3 separate regions of the Homo sapiens genome follow, and all the other regions are linked to region 2. Evidence: read pairs that join two places in POLR2A ChIA-PET (ENCODE). Cell type or tissue: MCF 10A. All regions are shown on one strand. Region 1 has its middle 93 kb from the start of ADTRP. Region 2 has its middle 64 kb from the start of EDN1. Region 3 has its middle 10 kb from the start of LINC02530.

The links. ChIA-PET counts read pairs that join two places held together with the same protein. Peaks named below come from ENCODE experiments on the same cell type or tissue, not always from the same donor. Only the 100,000 strongest peaks of a DNase experiment are listed, where the experiment ranks them.
Region 1: POLR2A ChIA-PET joins it to region 2 with 5 read pairs; 2 of 35 experiments call an interaction of 5 or more read pairs at or near these places.
Region 3: POLR2A ChIA-PET joins it to region 2 with 5 read pairs; 3 of 35 experiments call an interaction of 5 or more read pairs at or near these places.

Annotation. Positions count from the first base shown.
Region 1 is chr6:11,683,472-11,688,471 of GRCh38, forward strand. No RefSeq gene overlaps it. Among named protein-coding and RNA genes, the nearest start is that of ADTRP, 93 kb to the right of the region's middle. In MCF 10A, no CTCF peak of the experiment used is centred here; a DNase peak (open chromatin) is centred at 2,100.
Region 2 is chr6:12,351,622-12,356,621 of GRCh38, forward strand. No RefSeq gene overlaps it. Among named protein-coding and RNA genes, the nearest start is that of EDN1, 64 kb to the left of the region's middle. In MCF 10A, no CTCF peak of the experiment used is centred here; DNase peaks (open chromatin) are centred at 2,290, 3,080 and 3,880.
Region 3 is chr6:12,592,921-12,597,920 of GRCh38, forward strand. No RefSeq gene overlaps it. Among named protein-coding and RNA genes, the nearest start is that of LINC02530, 10 kb to the left of the region's middle. In MCF 10A, no CTCF peak of the experiment used is centred here; no DNase peak of the experiment used is centred here.

The DNA.
Region 1 (5,000 bases), 670 kb before region 2:
GTAAAAATTTTTAAGCCTATGTTTATTTGTTGTAGTATCTGTTACAGGTATCTTGTGAAAAATACATTAATCTGTTGTGTATTATTAAACCAGTCGTACCAGTGGTGAACTTCATTTACGATTGTAGATTTTACTGTCGGTTCCATGAATTTTTGTCAGAGATAGAAGCTAAACATTAAACATGGCAGTTTTATGGTTTAGCAGTGGTAAAGTTTTATTGCAATAAAAATTTTGAGCTGAGGGATAACACTGAATTTTTTCTGAAAGAGAAGAACTGGTTTAAACCATTATTATCAAACACTGAATAGCTTTGGAAATTAGCCTTTGCTACAGACTAAATAATGTTTATTAATGAATTCAACCTAAAATCATAAGGCAAATGTCACTTATATATGTGAAGCTTAACTATAGTAAAATTACTTTGACAACTAATGTTTGAACTGCAATTAATGTCAAGCTGCTTTATACACTTTCTAATCTGTCAATGGTTAAAACAAGAATGAGATCTCCATTCCCACATAAATTTGCAGTAGATACATTCTCAAGCTCAGACAATGGTTACGGCAATGTTTTTCAGACCTCAATGGAAGTGCAAAGGAAATTTCAGTATTTCGAAACTGATTTAGTTGTACAATTGAGGAACTTCTTGCAATGTAATGACCTGTTAACAGGCAAATATAAGGGAAGAGTCTAGTAAAATTCCATAAATACCTTCTAAGCAATGAATACACTCAAATAAAAATCCATGCTCCTGAATTTCATGTTAATATTTGGTGATGCCTATCTGTATAAAAATGTAGTTTCAAATATTAGATTAAATGTATAAAAGTTCATTAAAGATCAAAATGACAGATGATATTAGCAAACAACTTTAATGATAGAAAACACTAATTTTGAACCTGAATTAAGTGAAATGTTATCCCCCCAAAAAATTCCTTTTCCTCATTAGTATTACAAAAAAAGTACTCAATTAGTAGTATTATATTTTAAGTTTCATCAACAAAAATTTTGTAAAAATTTGTGTTATCTTCTGTAATATAAGTACCTATATAACATCATTAATTTTGCTTCTTGAAGTGAAAAGTCTAAAATATTTACTATCTGTACCTTTACAGGGAGAGTTTGGTAAATCCTGACATAGATTAAGTAACATTTTCATGGGTAGTCCATCTATTTCATTTCCAAGGACACTGTGGTCAGCAATGACCACTGTAAGTCAAAAACTTTCTAATTATCACTTTGTCTCTCCTGTACTTTTCTGTAAATGCATTTCATCTTTCTTTGGTAGTAAAAACTACCAAATGACCTATGTCACTCTGGGATCTCATATTCCCACCAAAATATCAATGTGGAATCCTCACCGTCATTTGAGGCCTACAGATGACAGCCACCATATAGCTAACATGCAAGAATGCTGATGCTCTCTTCACCAGTGAATTTCTCAATTGTGAAGGAAGCATCTTTGGGCCACCTTGGGATGTGGAGAGTAGAGGCAGGGTGTTCAGGGAACACATTATAAATGTGCTTCAACATTGTTGTATTCCTAAGACTCCAGATTCCTTCACATTTTGCCAAGGAAGTTCAGGCATGTCAATCTCATTAAACATAAGCCATGGTTGAGTCAATCTATCAACCAGGCAAACTGCTAGAGCCACATCTAGCTTCACGAGATAAAATATTAAATCCGGGGTTTCTGGTAAGTGCACTCACATCAATAAGTTCAATAAAATCCAGTCCACTTGTTATATTTCATTCTCCTTGGTCTAATACCCTTGGAATAAACTCCCACACATATTTTTTTCAGGATTCTACCACTAAAATTAGCATAATCTTACAACTGTTTTAGCATGTAAGTTATTTCCTCCTGGGTCAGACTTTGTACTTGCCCTTAGGGAACATGCTGAGATCGGGCCCTTATTATGGGTATAGTGAGAAAAGGAATGGTCAGAATGGGTTGATGAGAAGACGTATTTCATGGCAAGGCAACTGCCCCATTATTAAAGTTTATTCAAGAAGCAGAAGGCTGGTCTCTCCAGGTATGTGAGGATAGGCATCTTCTGCTGGCAAAGGAGGTCAGATGACTCAGGGGTTCAGAATTCTGAGCTTGCTATGAATCCATCCTGATGTCATTCTTTCGAGTCTAAGGGTCATTATCTTTTCTAGTTGATACCCAACCTTCACTTGAGAAACTTGAGAGTCTATAAATTCAAATTCAACTTTCAACTCTGAAATCTGTGCAATTAACTTTTGTGTCTTATTTTCAGCAAACAAGAGAAAGAAATGATATTCTTTCAGGACTGGCCTGGAAGCTTCTTAATTATCTATGACTCAAGCTCAGAACTTAAAGAAGCAGGCTTTTTTTTTTCTTTCTTTCTTTTTTCCTTATGCAAGTGCTTTAGGGCATTCAGAGGGAGCCATTCCATACTATCACCCGTGTAGTCATCGTAGCTGCTGCAGTAGTCAAATGCAGAGGACATTTGGTTCTTCCAAGGCTCTTGCTTTAGTAAGCACTTGAAAAGCAACCACAGGTAATAGTTTTATAAACTGTGATGTCACTGCATGCCACTGGTTACTGGAATTCCATTTGCCATTAGCAGGAAGTTCAGCACTGCATTCAAGATGAGGGACCCAGCCAAAGCAAACCCACAATTCCATTGTTGATGTTTGGTCCTACTGATTTGGGTTCTAGACCCCCAAGGAAAGGATAGCCACCTGCTAGTGTTTCTGAGGGGGTATGAATATTGGAAAACTACAACTGGAATCTTCTGCTACTTCCCTAACCATCCCTGCCAAAGTAAAGGAGTGAGGCTGGGCGATGATGACAGCAACGGTACGCAAACAAGAAGAGTGAGTGCCTTCTTCTTCTCCAGCCATCTGGTCTTCCTCCACCCACCACTATTAGAGGAGGCACACCTGGGGCCAGGCACAGTGGCTCATGCCTGTAATCCCAGCACTTTGGGAGGCTGAGGTGGGCGGATCACTTGAGGTCAGGAGTTTGAGACCAGCCTGGCCAACATGGTGAAACTCCATCTCTACCAAAAATACCATCTCTACTAAAAATACAAAAATTAGCCAGGGTTGTTGGTGGGTGCCTGTAATCCCAGCGACTCAGGAGGCTGAGGTGGGAGTACAGGAGATTCGCTTGGACCTGGGAGGCAGAGGTTGCAGTGAGCCAAGATTGCACCACTGCACTCCAGCCTGGGTGCAGTGAGACTCTGTCTCAAAAAAAAAAGAAAAAAGGAAAGAAAAGGAAAGACACACTTGGAGGGAGCTGGTAAAGCAGAAATGGGATTTGCAAAGTCAGCCCCAGAATCACAAAGCCAAGTATAGAAGCATGAGTTTGAGTTTGATACCGAGAGAATAGCTTAATAACTGGCTCACTAATAAAGTGCACTAGGATGAAGTTTTAGCCACTTTTTCATTTAGTACACTTGTAAGACATGGTTAGAGTCTGGGCTGTAATTAAGGATATAGGAGAGGACATATATTTTCCCTTGAAAAGAAAATATTATTGGTTTCCCTATGAAATGTTTCTTTTTAACGTAGTCTCTGTGGAGTCACTCATTTACACTGTGAGCATTATTTATTAGCTCACGGATTTATAGAATACAAGTCAGGATGCACCTTCTAGGTTTATGGTGTTTGCTGCTGGGGGATTCTGTAGAATGGGAAAGAAACCTCATTTAAGCTAAGTTATGTTTTCAGCTGTGCCAGTAGCCAATTTATTTGAAGTTGGCTAGAGTCTTAGTCAATTTTCTTTTGCCACAGTCCATTATTTATCAACAGAGGTCTGTGTTAAAGAGAGAAAGAGATGAAAGAAAGAAAAAGAAAGAGAGAGGAACATACATTTAAAAATATATAAACACTTCATCGCGGCTCCTTGATCCATTTTCACAATCTCCCAGGGATTTGGGGAGAGGGAAGGAAGTGTGAGTCCCTTGCTTTAGGCACTGATTATATAAGGTGAGATTAATTTTCCCACATCGTGTATGGAATCCATCTCCTTGCTTGGCAGTCATAGTTCTGCCTCACTTAAATCTATTTGCATCTAGCTAAGCCCACAGAGGAGGGTGTAGCTTAGAATAGAATTTTGCCTTTCCAATGCTTCTTTGGGAACTTTTCAGGATGATGATAAAGGAAATAATATGGTTAGCTTCAAACGTGCTCATAATTCTTCTGCAACAAAAATTGAAAGCGAGGGGTTGAGAGAAAGGAAGAGACCTGGCTATCTTCTGGGTCATGCTGGAATGCGCTGTTGGTTTTCAAAGTGTGAGGAGTGTTTCAAGATAGTAGGGATCAGGGACAGGCCAAATGGACCCTGTGATGGGGGCCTCTGTTATCCTTCACTGCAGTTAATTAATAGCCTAAGGGAGAAGATAAAGGAGAAGAGAAATGCTTTAGAAAATAAATAAATAAAACGTGGGTACAGGGTCAAGTAGTGCTCTCGCTGTAGAAGGAGATGATTATTGTAATTAGCAGCAATGCATATGGATCGTGCCAATTTGTGAAAGCTGTGAGGGTGTCGTATTTCTTCTATTCTCTCCTCCTACAATCCTCTGCTAACTCGGCTACTCTTGTTAACCTGGTTACTCTGCTGTCTTTGTTTCTTCTCTTTCTCTCTCTCTCTCTCTGTGTGTGTGTGTGTGTGTGTGTGTGTGTGTGTGTGTGTGTATGTGCGTACGTCTGTAGGTAGCTAGATACATGGCTGTGGTAAGTAGTTCTACAGCAGGCAAATATCCCAAAACAGTCGAAAGGGCCAATGTTCTTAGTTGAATGCGACTCAAAATGCAACCAAGTCCATGGTTGCCTGTGATTAATATGAACTAACCCCCTCCCACTTGAGGATGAGAGAGGAGGATTGTGTTGCCTTAATATTCACAATTGTCCATTATCTCGCATATCAAAGAATGACTGAATTTTAAAGCTGGAAGGGCTTTAGAAATCACATTTTCTAACTTCTTATTTTTAAACATGAGAAAGCTGAGGCACGATAGGCTGAA
Region 2 (5,000 bases):
GTCCTCTGTGCACATGCAGGCTTAATACCATGTGGAAGCTGCCGAGGCTTATGGCTTACATCTTCTGGAGCAGCAGCCTGAGACATATCTGGGGCCCTTTTAGCCATGGCTGGAGCTGGAGTGTCTGGGACACAGGGAGCAGTGTTCTGAGGTAATGCAGGGCATTAGGGCCCTGGGCCCAGCCTGCAAAACTATTCTTCCCTGCTAGGCCTCCAGACCTGTGATGGGAGGGTCTGCTGTGAAGGTTTCTGAAATGCCTTCAAGGCATTTCCCCCATTGTCTTGACTATTAACATTTGGCTTCTCTTTAGCTATGCAAATTTCTGCAGCTGGCTTGAATTCCTCCCCAGAAAATAGGTTTTTCTTTTCTACAACATGGCTGGGCTGCAAATTTACCAAACTTTTATGCTCTGCTTCCCTTTTAAATGTAAGTTCCAGTTTCAGATCATCTCTTGTTTGCTCACAAATATAAGCATATGCTGTTAGAAGCAGCCAGGCCACATCTTGAAGGCCACATCTTGAATGCTTTGCTACTTAGAAATTTCTTCTACCAGAAACCCTAAATAATCATTCTCAAGTTCAAAGTTCCACAGATCTCTAGGACAGGGGCACAATGTCTCTAGTCTCTGCTAAAGCATAGCAAGAGTGACCTTTACTCCAGTTCTCAATAAGATCCTCATCTCCATCTGAGACCACCTCAGCCTAGCCTTCACTGTTCATATCACTATCAGCATTTTGGTCACAATAATTTAACAAGTCTCTAGGACTTCCAAACTTTCCCTCATCTTCTTGTCTTTTTCTGAGCCCTTCAAACTGTTCTAACCTCTGCTCACTACCCAGTTTCAAAGCTGCTTCTACATTTTCAGATATCTTTATGGCAATATCACACTCCCAGTACCATTTTTCTGTATTAGTCCATTCTCTCATTACTATAAAGAACTACGTGAGACTGGGTAATTTATAAAGAGAAAAGGTTTAATTGGCTCATATTTCTGCAGACTGTACAGGAGGCATGGCTACAGAGGCCTCAGGAAACTTACAATCATGGTGGACGGTGAAGGGTGAAAGGGAAGCCACAATGTCCTACATGGCTGGAGCAGGAGGAAGAGAGTGAAGGAGGAAGTGCTACACACTTTTAAATGACCAGATCTTGTGAGAACTCACTCACTATCATGAGAACAGCAAAGGGGAAATCACCCCCACAATTCAATCACCTCTCATCAGGCCCCTCCTCCAATACTGGGGATTAAAATTCATCATTAGATTTGGGTGGGGACACAGATCCAAACCATAGCACCATATGTTCTCATTATTTATCTCCCACATGTAAGTGAGAATATTCGGTATTGGGTTTTCAGTTCCTGTGTTAGATTGCTAAGGATAATGGCCTCCAGCTTCATCCATGTTCCTGCAAAGGACATGATTTCACTCTTTTTGTGGCTGCATAGTATTCCATGGTGTATATGTACCACATTTTTGTTATCCAGCCTACCATTGATGGGCATTTAGGTTGATTCCATGTCTTTGCTATTGTAAATAGTACTGCGATGAACATATGCATGCATGTGTCTTTATGGTAGAATGACTTATATTCCTTTGGGTATATACCCAGTAATGGGATTTCTGGGTTGAATGGTAGTTTTGTTTTTTGTTTTTTGAGGAATTGCCACAATGTTTCCCACAACATTGGACTAATTTAAACTACCACCAGCAGTGTATAAGAGTTCCCTTTTCTCTGCAACGTTGCCGGCATCTGTTATTTTTTGACTTTTTAGTAATAGCCATTCTGATTGGTGTTAGATGGTATTTCATTGTGGTTTTTGATTTGGATTTTTCTAATTATTAGTGATAATTAACATTTTTCCATATGCTTATTGGCTGCATGTACGTCTTCTTTTGAAAAGTGTCTGTTCGCATTCTTTGTCCACTTTTATGTTTGGTTTTTTGTTTTTGTTTTTTGTTTTTGGTCTTGCTCTGACACCCAGGTTGGAGTGCAGTGATGCGATCTCGGCTCACTGTAACCTCTGCTTCCCGGGTTGAAGCGATTCTCCTGCCTCATCCTCCTGAGTAGCTGGGATTACAGGTGTGCCACATGCCTGGCTAATTTTTTTGTATTTTTAGCAGACACAGGGTTTTACCATGTTGCCCAGGCTGGTCTCAAACTCCTGGCCTCATGTGATCTACCTGCCTCGGCCTCTCAAAGTGCTGGGATTACAGGTGTGAGCCATCGTGCCTGTCCCTTTGTCCACTTTTTAATGTGGTTGTGCAACATTTCTTGGGGCCAGTTCCAACTTCAGTTATGCAGCCTTTGGCTCAAGAGCCTTCACAGGATTTCCTTTGGCATTTGCTGCATTTTTGCCAATTCCCACAATATTGTTTGAACTGTAACAGTTTTTCCTTGTTTCTTTCTTTTTTCACCAACTGGGATCTAAGATTGACTTACAGAAGCAAGGTATGTCTGAAACGATTAATATTTCTCTAAGTCTCTATGTGCATCAAGATTTGTAACCTATTGTGAACTTGTGTAACAACCATTTAATCAGTGCAATTGATCAAAGTAGCTTTCTACACAAAAGTGGGTACCTGGCTATCATGTAATCATGAAAAAGCAACAACTCTGAATTTTATTATATTATATTTATGTGCTCCATTTATTATGGTGTTGCCCTCCAAAATGAAATTACATACCCAAATTAAAAATGCACTAAAATATTTTAGTGACAAGAAAATATTTTTCTTTTTTAATATCTGCAGAATGGGCACAAACATATTATACTGGGAATATTTCATTTCATTTTTAAAAAATCATAGAGGCAACATTATGCATTTAGACTCATATTGCAAAGAGCATTATTATTTGCTCTATTTTGACTCCTTTATATTTTCCTTTCTTTTTAAAAGAATATGCGTGTGTGTGTGTGTTTGTGTTGTTTTACTGTCTGGAAGATGACAAACTGTATACTTTAGTGACATAAATTACCTGAACAATTTACTGTAGATGCTCCTGGCAGAAAAGGCCACGTCACTCTTGTGTTTCCTTCTTTGCTGCTGTGAGAACGCTATGTTCCCTGGAGAGCCTGGTGAGGCCTGTCTGGGCTAAATTCTTTTCACATGCATGGTTCACTGCTTGAATACCCAAGAGGCAGAGCTTACTCTCTCACTCTCTGTCTGAGAATGGGTTTACCATTCTTGTGATTGCCCCTTGCATTCTGCTTTTCTGCCTCCAGTAATGTTTGGTATTTGATAATTTAGGGAAAAAGGACCACCAGCTATGCACTTGGACAATTATGAAATAAATGCTGTTTAGGGCATGCAAAGGTTTTATAAATTCTAGCCGGTGATCAGCTCCCAACCCAACGAATGCATTTCAATTGTGTTTATCTTTGCTTGCATATCTAGAAACAAGACATAAACACAGTTATCAACCATTTGGCACCTTTTAAATGGACACAATCATCCACTGTCTAACTTGTAGTGCTATTAAAGTTTGATGTGCAGTTGTAAGAAGCTCTGTTGTCTTCCTTTAATGGCACCAAATCAGGTACAGTCAAATGTTTGCAGACAAGATGCCAGCCAAACCTTAAAGCTGCAAAGGCTCAATCTACCTGGCCAGAAAGTGGTGGCCCCACCCGTTTCTCTATATGCATCCTAATTGTCTCTTTCATAAGTCTCCTGGAGGGCATGTGTATGAATACATTAAACATGTCTAGAAGATAATAAGTGGGGTTTAAGTAGTCTCAACTTTAGCCTTTTTGACTCAAAATATCCCAGACCTGGCAATGGAATGAGCGGGATTATCTGCCTTTTTGTTTCACGGCAGTCCAGTCATTCTGAATGTTACCTTTGGTGTTGCTCAAACACCAGGCATTTCACATGCCCTCAGCTAACAGAATAGCTGAGTATGACTGTCAGTTTCTCCCTTAGGTGGTCACTCAGTCCCAAATTTCCCATTTCTATGACTAATACCAGCATATTTAATATGACGTTGAACACCTTGACCTCCTTTATCTTCTCTTTCTCATGTTCATTACTACCATTACTAATTGTACCTGCTTACTACCACCCACAATTTGGTACATGTCTGGATTGGGAAAGCAGCCTCCTAATCATTTCTGTACATCCAGCTTTCCTCTCTGCTTTCTGCACAGCTGCCAGAACAAGCTCCTGCATATGCTGTTTGTAGCACATCCAGCGATTCATTACCAAAAACTAGAGCCTATTACTTAAGGTCTCCAACAACTGGTTTTCTTTTTAACTTCTCTCTTTCCCCTGTTATTTTCTCCTTTCTGTATCCAACTCAGTGTGCTTTCACCTCACTTCATAAGTGTTGCAAGATGTTTGCCCTTACATTTTTGCATGAATCTTTGCACCAGTCTGGGTGTTCGCTTGTCTTTTCTCTCTGCATCTCTCAAGACCTGAGCTCATCATCCACGAAACCACTCTCCTTTAATTAGGCTACCATTCTGATTACTTCTTCATTTTGCTTTCCTTGTCCCCTGTAAGTTTTTAGTCTATTGAAATTTGAGTCAAAATTAAGTAATTTTGAACCCAACGATGTTTTGTTTTATAATTATTCACAGCATGCTTCCAGTGCATTTGGAATGTACCTCAACCAAACTTTGGAATATACCTCCACCATATACATGATTAAAAACTTCTTAAAGTCACAGAATATGTCATCTACTGTTTTTTATACTACCCATATACCATGCTTCTATTCAGCCTTCGTGCAACAAATGCTCATGAGCATATAGGGGCTGCAGATACAGCAGGAGTGAGAAAGATAGGACTAGTTCTTGCCCTCAAGAGCTAGTGGGGAGTGGGCTCATCCAATTAATATCTCTGAGACACAAAGGGAATATTAGGCATGTGATTTCCAAAGGAACAAAAAGAGCATGTGCGATAACTTCACAAGCAGGAGCCAAAACAAATTCTGCATCATACCTAATGGCAAGAGAAATGAGAAAATTGCATCCAAGTATTTATTTTGAACAGCTGTGG
Region 3 (5,000 bases), 240 kb after region 2:
CATACGGAAATGGAACACAAAGACAGAGCCCTAGAAGTGGAGTGTGAGTGCTGAGGATTTTCCCTAAGCCTCTTCCCTTCCACATGTGTTGATGTGTGATGTGTTGGTTAAGTATTTGGAAAGCACATCAGGTTTTAGTAATTTTTTTTCTCTAAAAAGAACAATTTGCTCTTAGAAGAATGACAGTTTTCTTTCCTTATTACATGAAATCACCCTCTGACCCCCTAAAAAGCAGAGATCTTTTGTAGGGATACACACAAGTGTGAAAAACTGAAAAGCAGAACTGGTAATAATGGACAGAAAATTAAAGAGAGCTGTCACCTCTGTCAAGGGGAAGGAGGACATGATCATGGAGATTTACTAGGTGAGGAAGGTGGTTCTGAAATACTGGCAATATTCTAGTTCTTAAGTGTTATTCTTTAAATGGCACATAAACGTTTCATAGTCTCCTTTGCATATATTGTATATTTCACAATACATTTTTATTTGTTTTATTTTACCTGAAGTTCTACCTAGTTGCCAAAAAAAAGCAGAAGTAAAAAAAGCTTTGCCAAAGAACCAGGATCAGAACCAAGCAGACCAGTAGGAGAGAGGTTTTTCTTTTTTTTAAAATTTTTAACTTCTAATTTTTGTGGGTATGTAGTAGCTGTATATATTTCTAGGTTCCAAGAGGTGTTTCGATACAGGCATGCAATGTGACATAAGCACATCACAGAGAATGGGGTATCCGTCTCCTCAAGCATTTATCCAGAGAGAGATTTTTCATGTACACCAGTACTCTTCTTTTCAGGTTTCAGCCTTTTAAATACATAACTTTCACAAGAGATGTTTTGAATGTTTTCCCTTGACCTTGAGAAAGAAAAGCATTTGCTGAGATGTTGCCTATGTGTGAAAGGGAGGGGAATCCTAGAGGAGAGGCCACTGAGTTTGCCACCCAGTTGACGCATAAGAAGCAACTTGAGAAGGACTCCAAAAGCAGCAGGTCAGCAAGTGGAAACCAGCATTGAATCAGCTGAATGGGTACCTGGAAGTGGGGTGAATGTTAAGTGTCAGTTTGCCTGCAATCGCCCCCGCTATGTATTCCTGTCCCAGAGTAATCATTAACAGCACTCCTGTTAGTGGCAGCAAATTTGTATGGGTCTGCAGCAACCTCAGCTCTCGCCTCCTCAGAAGAAAGCATTCAACTGAGGGGCCTATAGCAGAGTAAGAGACCGAGGCAAGTTTGAGAGCAGGAGTGAAAGCTTATTAAACAGCTTCAGAACAGGAACAAAAGGAAATAAAGCACCCTTGCAAGAGGGCCACGTGGGCAACTTGAGAGCTCAAGAGCGCTATTTGACTTCTGACTTGGGGTTTTATATGTTGGCACGTTTCTGAGGAGTTGTGCCTCTTCTCCCCTGAGCCTTTCCTTAGGGCAGCCTGTCTGCATGAGCAGTGACCTCCCAGCTCTTGGGAGGGGAGGTGCCGTGTGTTTACTGGAGTTGTGCGCATGCTCACTTGAAGCATTCTTCCCTTATCAGTCGAGCGTTCCCATAAGGTCATATCCAGTTAAACTCTGCCATTTTGCCTCTTAGTTTACAGGTGTCAGCCCACTTGCCCAGCTCCTGAGATCTTACTGGGAAGCTGCTGATCACCAGTTTCAGGTGTTTCTATTGAGAGACTGCCTTTCCCTGCATGGGTTGCAACCAATGATTGTTTTAGAGAGACAATTGACAACTGCCTGACCATCACCTGACGGTTGTTTGACTTTCCCATGCGGGGGAGTGGGGAAGCCTCTCTTGCTCTGCTCATCTCTGCCTGACTACCTACTGTAACACTTCTTTCACTTTCAAAAGTGTCCCAATTTGACCATAAATAATGTGGTTAACCCGTACATAAAGGAAGAAATGTAATGTGCTGTGGGAGGAGAAGGGCTCATGCAGGAAGACCTCTTAAAAAGGGACTATCTAGGGCTTAGATGCTGTGGCTCTAATTGGCAAAGAAGTGTGGTAAAACTTTTAAAAAAAATATTAAAGAGAGGAAAAGAAGGAGAGAAGGAGGAGGATAATTATTTTTGTGTTTATTTAGATCTATACAAAGAAACACACAATGGAAGTAGTAATTTCTTTGACCAACTTTTCTTCTGCTTTGAGCTTCTGAAGAGCATGCCTGGGCTTTCTTTCACCTCAATTTCATTTTCATCTGAGATAAGTAAAAGATATATGGGAACTGGCATTATCTAAGTTAATTTAGAGATTAGGGTGAGTTCATTTCCAGCTCTTCATCTTGCCTGTGGAGGAAAGGCTGGAAGCTTCCTACTCTTTCACATCACAGAGCTTGTGACCTGTAATTTTTGCTGTTTCTCAATCTGCATTCTTGTAGCTTTGTTCATTAATGGAATGCTGTAATTTATGAGCTTTCCTCTTTTGACCCTTTAAGAGAACTTTATCAGCATTCTCTAATTTTATTAACAAAACAAAAGAAACTATTTTTAGGAACGATGATCACATAAGGCTGAACCCAGACCATCCCAAGCAGATGTTGCGGTCCTGCAAAGTGGTCCCGTGAGGTAGTTGCTCCAACACGTGGTCTCAGCTCAGAAGTCACTGTTTTTGCAAACGTTGTCCTTAAAGGAGGAACAAGGTGCAGAACTTTTGTTTCTCTTTTCCTTTCTTTTGAAATATCAATTTGCCTATAACCATAGGGTAAATAACAGTCTATAGGAAAAAGGGGAAGCGATGTAGAGTTAAACAGAGGAAGGAGTAAGCAGAAAAAGTAACAGGTCACACAGAAACCAAGAAACTACAAGTTATAATGATGGTGGTTCCGTTTTCTTCCTGCATCTATGATTTCGAAACGGGCTAAATTGGGATGGGTAAGATCTAATTGGGATTCCCCCCAGATGCAACATCTTTGTGAATTTGTGGATGGGACCAGATAAGAAACTCGTGGAGGAAGGAGATTCAAATGAGCAGATTTCAGTATCCTTCAGGCAAACCCAGCCTTGAGTATTTCTCAGCTTTTGGAGATCCCAGGAAAAACATAAATGATGGAGTCACTAGGAGATAAACAATGTAATTTGACTCAAGAGAATGGGCAGAAAATCAGACACCCTAGGAGAAAAAAACAACCTGCTATTTGTAAATTTATTCATGGTGGTCAAGATCAATAACAGCAATCAAACGGTTTAGTTGCACGGAGGAAAACTTTATTTACTGGTCCCAGGCATGCTAAGCTCTGCACACAGATTTCCTGGGTGCAGGAGGATCACCTAGAATTAATTGTAAAAAGTTGCATCATATCCAAGACGTATTTGTCAGCAAAAAGACTCACACAAGAGGTTTAAACTGATGAATACCCACTCTGATGGCTCAGTAAATACTATCAGTGATGCCTTAATTTTTCTTGGTTTTAAGGATGTCTTTCTTCTATATAAGCACTTCATTTCTCCCTTTTAGTTGCTTCATACAAGAGTAATCAATTGATATGTTAGACTTTCACTGGACATTTCATGGCAAAAGGAATATTGACCCAGTATTGACATTAATAATACACATAAAGGAGAATGGCAGGCAAACCTACAAAAATCTCTCCCTATCAACACAGACTCCAGCAAAGGTCATAGGAGAGTGGAGCATTTACAGAGAGGTGAAAAGTATTGACAGAGATTAGCATGGAGCAGGGAAGAGAGACATACAATTTGTGTTTTAGAGCATGGCTGTCCCTCATATACATGCTTGTTCAATTTTTATTAAGGCAATGTACCAAGTGTTTATTTTTTTCCCTACTCCTCCAAATAATGAGCAAGGTCATCTCTTTCCCAGAATGAAAAATGTGGTGATGGTGGCTTCCTCCCTGAGAAACTAGCTGAGCCTATTAGCAGGGAAGCCACCCAGAAGGAAGGCTTCCACGTGTCAGGATGGATTCTTTCTCTGTAATATTTGAGCTCATTTGCTTCTCCAGGCAAATAGTAGTGTCTCTCCTTTTTAAAACAAATACACTTGGGAGGAGTCTTATTTTAAGTGTTGTTGACTTTTGGATTAATTATTAAGGTGGTGTTTGGGACAAATTAGAATATAGTCAGCTGAGGGCAAAGATGACTGTTTCAGAAGGGGAAGGCTATTGATGGGTACGGGAAGTGGAGCTGAAGAGAGATGGCAGAGACATCAGGAGACAGAAGATGATGGAAGAGAAGAGAAGTGGGAAGAAGATGAAGATGAATTTCTCTGATTAAAACATTTTATCTAAATTAATTCTAGCCATTCTTCTGGGAATTCGCTCATGCTCTTCCTTGCAATGTGTGTTCCTGGGGCAGACATTTATTGACCAGCTGCAGTGTTCCAGGCACTTTACTCAAACCTAGCGATTCAAAAGTGAGTAAGTTATAGGGATGGCTTCTATAACAGATAACATGCTAGAGGAAATGGCATCTAATGTGAGCTTTGAAGAGTGAATAAGCATTCACAAAGGAGGCAGTAGTGTGGAGCAGGACAGGGCCATTTGTGATTCCCAACTCAAATGAACACTCAAACATTGCTTGCACTTTTTTCAACTCTTCCTCAGAGTCACTAACTCTATACTTTGTAGTGCTGAGCCTTCAACGCTGCCCTATATCTATTTACTGTCAGGAAATAAACTAATTTTCTGTTTCTCGAAAAAAGAGAGACCACCGTTCATGAAAATCTTCCATTTATTTTTGCCATCACCTATCCATCCATATCTCCCTCCACCCCATCACCTGGTCTCATAGGAAAATGTATTCCCTCTTCCTCCTAGATAAAACCCAGCCTTTCTTCAAGTCACTGAGACCTGGACCTTTCACATCTCACCTGGAAGCTATGAAATCATCATCTCCATTATCTTTGCATCTTTATCCTCTTCCTTAGGTTCAGCATGAACAAAAGCTCAGCTCCTCTCCATTTCAAAAAGCAAACATGCATATGCACACATGCACACGCACACACAGAAAAACTCTTATTAAAATAATCCCAATCTGTTTTTCCCCTACCAGTACTTAGATTGTT